2 separate regions of the Homo sapiens genome follow, and region 2 is linked to region 1. A link is a contact called in ENCODE Hi-C or POLR2A ChIA-PET data. All regions are on one chromosome and are shown on one strand. The core of a region is the stretch at or near the end of the contact, and the rest is flanking DNA. Distances in the headings are between cores, read along the strand shown. Region 1 holds the start of SLC30A5 (solute carrier family 30 member 5). Region 2 has its middle 24 kb from the start of OCLN.

Region 1 (2,785 bases), core at 213-2,712:
GTAATCCCGGCACTTTGGAAGACCGAGGCAGGCCGATCACGAGGTCGGGAGCTCAAGACCAGCCACACCAACATGGAGAAACCTCGTCTCTACTAAAAATACAAAACATTAGCCAGGCGTGGTGGAGTATGTCTATAATCCCAGCTCCTCGGGAGGCTGAGGCAGGAGAATCTTTTGAACCCGGGAAGCGGAGGTTGTCGTGAGCCGAGATCGCGCCATTGCACTCCAGCCTGGGAACAAGAGCGAAACTCCGTCTCAAAAAAAAAAAAAAAAAAAAAAGTTACGTTATAATGCTATTACTACAGTTCTAAAGAATTTATCACATTTATCACTTTCTTTAAATATCAAAGAAGTATTTATTCCAGAATGGGAAGAACTCGTTAAAAATGGAGGCAAAGAACACCAGTTCCAGCCAAATTGCAGGGCTGTATTTTGTGCATTTTCGACACTATCTCAGAACTTAGGAAGGATACACTAGAAAGTGGTCGCTGCACCTGTTGGTCCCTTACTTTTCGGGTTGGTGGGAGAATTGAAGAGAGGAAGTGGGAATTTTCACTTTTTACTCTATGAATTGCTTTGCTGTTTAGATTTTTTTTTGACAACGAGGACACATTTCTTATTTAAGAACAAAATAAAAAAAGAAAACGGGGCTGGACCCTCGATGTGCTCAGTTAATCTGAACATCCAAGTTCCCCTGAACATCCAAGTTCACGTATGTACTTTGGTTTCGTCGCCTGAAGAGAGCTGATGGTGACACCTTCCCCTAATTTATGCAGGGAAACGTCAGAAAGGTTAAGTAGTCGCCAGACTATTTCAGGGAGAAACAGCCAAGAGAAAGGCTTCTCACAGATCAGAAAAACCTCTCACGTGAACTGGCGGGCAGTTCTAAGACTGACTGTCTGCCTTGTAACCCAGAAATTCAAGCAGAAGCTTTTTGGCTTTAGCGCCTTCCTTCTGCAGCAGGCACCCGAAGAGCCCGGGGAGCCCGGAGGCAGCCTGCGCGCAGGGAGGCAGGCAGGGGGAGAGGGCGCGCCGACCCCGGGACGTCCCGGGCTGTCAGCGGAGACCGGAGGGAGGCCGGAGAAAGTGCATCCTGAGCGACCCGGCCGGTCGCTGCCTTCCGGATCGGTCCCTTACCGAGCGCTGGGTACGTCCACCGGCCCAAGGCCGCCGCCGCCGCCGGGGCCGGCCAGCACGTCCCCGCCGTATTTCTCCTCCATCCCGGGGCTCACGAGCCGCCGCCGCTGCCCCTGTCGCGGGGTCTCCTCATGTCTCGCCGCTGCCGCGGAACAGCGGGTGCAGGCGCGTCACTCCCCCATGGCAGAGACCCCGTCGGGCTCCTGCAGGCCGGGCCGCCACTGCCGCCGTCGCCGGCTCCGGCTCACTAGCACACACGCGTCGGGACTAGGCCGCGATCAGTTCCGGCGGCGCCAGGTTCCCGGGAAGCAGCGGCGGTAGGGACGTTGCCAAGCCACGTCATCAGGCCCAGCAACCCTCACTCCCGGGGGAGTGCCCAGCCTTGCGTCTGCGCAAGCAGAACACTCGCCTTTCCTCGTCCCTTAGGCTCCTCCCGCCACGTTGTGTCGCATTGAAGCTCCGCCTCCTATCAGCCTCTCCGGGTGGCGCTCCCTGTGCACTTACCTGTCCCTACAGTGCCACCTATGGGCCGTCAGAAGTACAGCGGATTCCTGTAGGGCAGAGGGGGAGGGCGTGGAAAATGTACAGCGTGTGTGATTAAACAAAGCTCACCAATCTTTTCCTCTGCGTTAGGGATTCTTTTTTTTTTTGTTTTGAGATGGAGTTTCGCTCCTGTTGCCCAGGCTGGAGTGCAATGGCGCGATCTCGGCTCACGGCAACTTCCACCTCCCAGGTTCAAGCGATTCTCCTGCCTCAGTCTCCCAAGTAGCTGGGATTACAGGCATGTGCCACCACACCTGGCTAATTTTGTATTTTTAGTAGAGACGGGGTTTCTCCATGTTGGTCAGGCTGGTCTCGAACTCCTGACCTCAGGTGATCCACCCACCTCGGCCTCCCAAAGTGCTGCGATTACAGGAGTGAGCCACCGCACTCGGCCTAGAGATTCTTAATCTAGGTTAACATACCCTCTGCCTCTAAGTTTTTGTGAGTATGGATCATTTTTGTGATGAGAAGGCCCGAAGTCTTAAAAGTTCACGTGCCCTTCCCCCAACCAGAGATAACTATTTTTGAAGCTGTAGAGAATCAATTACAAATAGTGGTACGGCCATTTCTTTTGAACAATGCCTTTGATGGACTTTGGAGAGGAGAAACTAGTATTGACCAAAATTTGCCTCCTCAGCAAACTATCCCAGGGCAATTTTCTAGGAGTGACCACGTGCGAAACTTCATGGCCTTCTCTCCTACTCCTAAGGGAACCTAAAGGCAATTTCCAGATTTCTAAAGAAACATTCTTATCCTGGGCAACATGGCAAAACCCTGTCTCTATCAAAAATACAAAAACAATTAGCCAGGCGTGGCATATGCCTGTGGTCCCAGCCACTCAGGAGGGAGAGGCGGAAGGATCGCTTGAACGTGGGAGGTCAAGGTTGCAATAAGGCATGATCATGCTACTGTGCTCCAGCCTGGGCAACAGAGCAAGACCGTCTCTGGAAAAAAAAAAAAAAAGAAAGAAAAAGAAAGGATTCTTCTTTGCCACAGGGAGCCTGGGGTCATCTATCAAATAAAGTAACGGAGGAAGGTGACTGCTTTTGTGGCTTTTTGTGTGGGGCCTGGAGTACTGGTAACCGTTGTTGCTAGAGGCCCTGGA
Region 2 (2,785 bases), core at 133-2,632, 370 kb before region 1:
CCTTGCTTTTCTTTCTGTAGGCTGGCAGAGGACAGTGGAGCAGCCAACACACAAAATTTCTGTTAGTGCATGGCTAAAGACTGTGATGATTTTGTACCATCCTGGGCATTTACACCCATGAAGTAGGAATTGGGGCTCTGCATCAGGCACTGCTTCTTGTGTTTCCTCTTCCCCTATTCTGGAGAGGGATGAAGGAGATCCTTTGTGAGAGGCATGTTCTCCTGGGTAGGTCGTCACCGCTGGAAAAAGACTGGGTAATTCGCAAAGAAAAGAGGTGGCCGGCCACAGTGGCTCACGCCTGTAATCCCAGCACTTTGGGAGGCCGAGGTGGGCGGATCACCTGAGGTCAGGAGTTCAAGACCAGCCTGGCCAAAATGGTGAAACCCCATTTCTACTACAAATACAAAAATTAGCTGGGCGTGATGGCGGGCACCTGTAATCCCAGCTACTTGGGAGGCTGAGGCGGGTGAATCGCTTGAACCTGGGAGGCGGAGGTTGCAGTGAGCTGAGATTGCACCATTGCACTCCAGCCTGGGCGACAAGAGTGAAACTCCGTCTCAAAAAAAAAGGAGAGAGGAAAAAGAAGAGGTTTAATTGGCTCACCGTTCTGCAGGCTGTATAGGAAACATGGCACCAGCATCTGCTTGGCTTCTAGTGAGGCCTTAGGGAGCTTTTACTCATAGCAGAAGGCAAAACAGGAGCAGACATGTCACATGGTGAGAGTGAGTGGTGGAGGTGGAGGAGGTGCCACACTTTTTTAAACAACCAGAGCTCTCAAGAGCTCTCAGAGCGAGAACTCCCTTATTATTGTGAGGACAGCACTAACCCATTTATGAGGAATCTGCCCCCATGACCCAAACACCTCACACTAGCCCACCTCCAACAGTGGGGATCACATTTCATCATAAGATTTGGAAGAGACAAAACATCCAAACCTTATCAGTCTGTGAAAATGTTTGGAAGAATAAAGTGCTACTAGCAGTTGAGCCATTCAATATTTAAGGGCAAGCTGCTTCCATGGGCTTGGTCTTAGGAGGGAATTAAAGAATAGCTAAGGTGAAACCAACTCAATAGTCCCATAGACAGTTCTGGTCTTAAGCTTGAACCTTACATTTGTATTATCTGAGTTCCTTCCTCAGGAAAGGACCCTCAAAAGCCTCTCAAAAAGTACCTGAAGAAAAAGAACTGAAACTCACCAGATCGTTGCATCCAGACAATGAGACACCAGGCCCTTCATTCATCATGATTGCTTCCTTACCCCTCTCAAGTTGAGTTCCTGTTTTCCCATGCATAGTTACATTTCTTCCCTGCTAGATTAACCCCTAATTATAGTCAGTCAGGAGATGAATTTGAGACTAGTTCCCATGTCTTCAGCTGCAGCACCCAATTAAAGCTTTCTTCCTTGGCAATACTCATTGTCTCAGTGATTGGTTTTCTGTGCTATGAGGAGCAGGACTTAGACTGAATACCTGCTATTATGGTAACAAAAGCATGGTCTATGCTGGAGGCATCTGTGGTTTTTGCATGTCTAGCTTCTATTAGAGCACACATGCAGCTTTTCATTTATAACTCACCCTTCTTCAGCCCAGCGCAGTGGCTCATGCCTGTAATCCCAGCACTTTGGGAGGTCAAGTGGGTGCATCACGAGGTCAGGAGATCAAGACCATCCTGGCTAACACGGTGAAACCTCGTCTCTACTAAAAATACAAAAAAATTAGCCAGGCGTGGTGCCAGGCGCCTGTAGTCCCAGCTACTCTGGAGGCTGAGGCAGGAGAATGGCGTGAACCCGGGAGGCAGAGATTGCAGTGAGCCAAGATCGCACCACTGCACTCCAGCCTAGGCAACAGAGTGAGACTCCATCTCAAAAAAAAAAAAAGAAAAAGAAAAAGAAAAAAAAACCTTATCTTTCTTCCATTCCATGAGGTCCTGACGGGATTGTGTTCTGCCCACACATTAGCGGATATGAGATCCAGGCTGCCTCATCTGATGTGGTGATAGGTTCAAAGATGGACACATAACCCAAACCAAGACCTATCAGACGCTTCCAGAGACATGATAGAAAGCTGCTGGAAGAGAGCCACTTCCCTGTAACCCACTACGTGCTTATGTACTGGAGCTGACACCAGGCATCTTCCGCAGTTACACAGAGAAAGTCTAAACATGACAGCATGAGACTAAATATGCTGTGAGAAGCAGTGAAGATGAGAGAAACAGACTGAAAGGGAACCCTGAAGCCAAGTCAGCTCCTAAACTTCTCAGTTCTCTAATTCAAAAGAGTCCCTTGTATGCATAAGCTGATTTGAGTTTCTGTTATTAGAAACCAAAGCCGTTCTGACTAATACAGTTTCAGTCCTCAAATTCATATCTTATGAAATTTGATAGTTATTTACTTAATAAGAGACCATTTAAAAAATATCAGCTAATTCTGAAACATACAAGCTCAGTTTAAGCATCTTATGATGACCTCAGCACCCTAGAAGGCCTGTTTCTAGAGAACACTACTTCTGCTCTCAATAGTGGAGATGGGTGGTTAGCAATAGTTGTGTTGTACCTAAACCTGTTATTCCCACTTGTACTTGCTACTACATGTGTGTACGTATGTGTATGATTTAATTAAATATTATTTAAATGATAAAATATGATGCGGGCCAGCTGCTGTGGCTCAGGCCTATAATCCCAGTACTTGGATAGGCCAAAGTGGGTGGATCACCTGAGGTCAGCAGTTCAAAACCAGCCTGGCCAACATGGTGAAACCCCGTCTCTACCAAAAACACAAAAATTAGTC

What was found. A loop is a pair of places that touch in the nucleus more often than their neighbours do. ChIA-PET counts read pairs that join two places held with the same protein, here RNA polymerase II (POLR2A). Pooled maps may share reads with other maps.
Region 2: a loop to region 1 is called in a map with no recorded cell type, with 10 times the contacts of the local background. The contact joins the enhancer-like site here to the promoter of SLC30A5 in region 1. A Hi-C loop is called at or near these places in 3 of 37 single-sample maps with no recorded cell type and 3 of 50 pooled maps. POLR2A ChIA-PET finds 5 or more read pairs at or near these places in 3 of 52 experiments (AG04450, PC-9 and activated T-cell).

Annotation. Positions count from the first base shown.
Region 1 is chr5:69,092,691-69,095,475 of GRCh38, reverse strand. It overlaps SLC30A5 (solute carrier family 30 member 5), which reads right to left and starts at 1,462. Exons shown (of 16, transcript NM_022902.5): 1 at 1,138-1,462. The coding sequence starts at 1,220. RefSeq lists silencers at 680-974, 1,020-1,309, 1,640-1,749 and an enhancer at 1,440-1,539.
Region 2 is chr5:69,467,313-69,470,097 of GRCh38, reverse strand. It overlaps the pseudogene RPS27P14. Among named protein-coding and RNA genes, the nearest start is that of OCLN, 24 kb to the left of the region's middle. Within about 2 kb of position 1,382, at least 2 of the 41 ENCODE cell types and tissues checked have a DNase peak (open chromatin) inside an H3K27ac peak, as active enhancers do.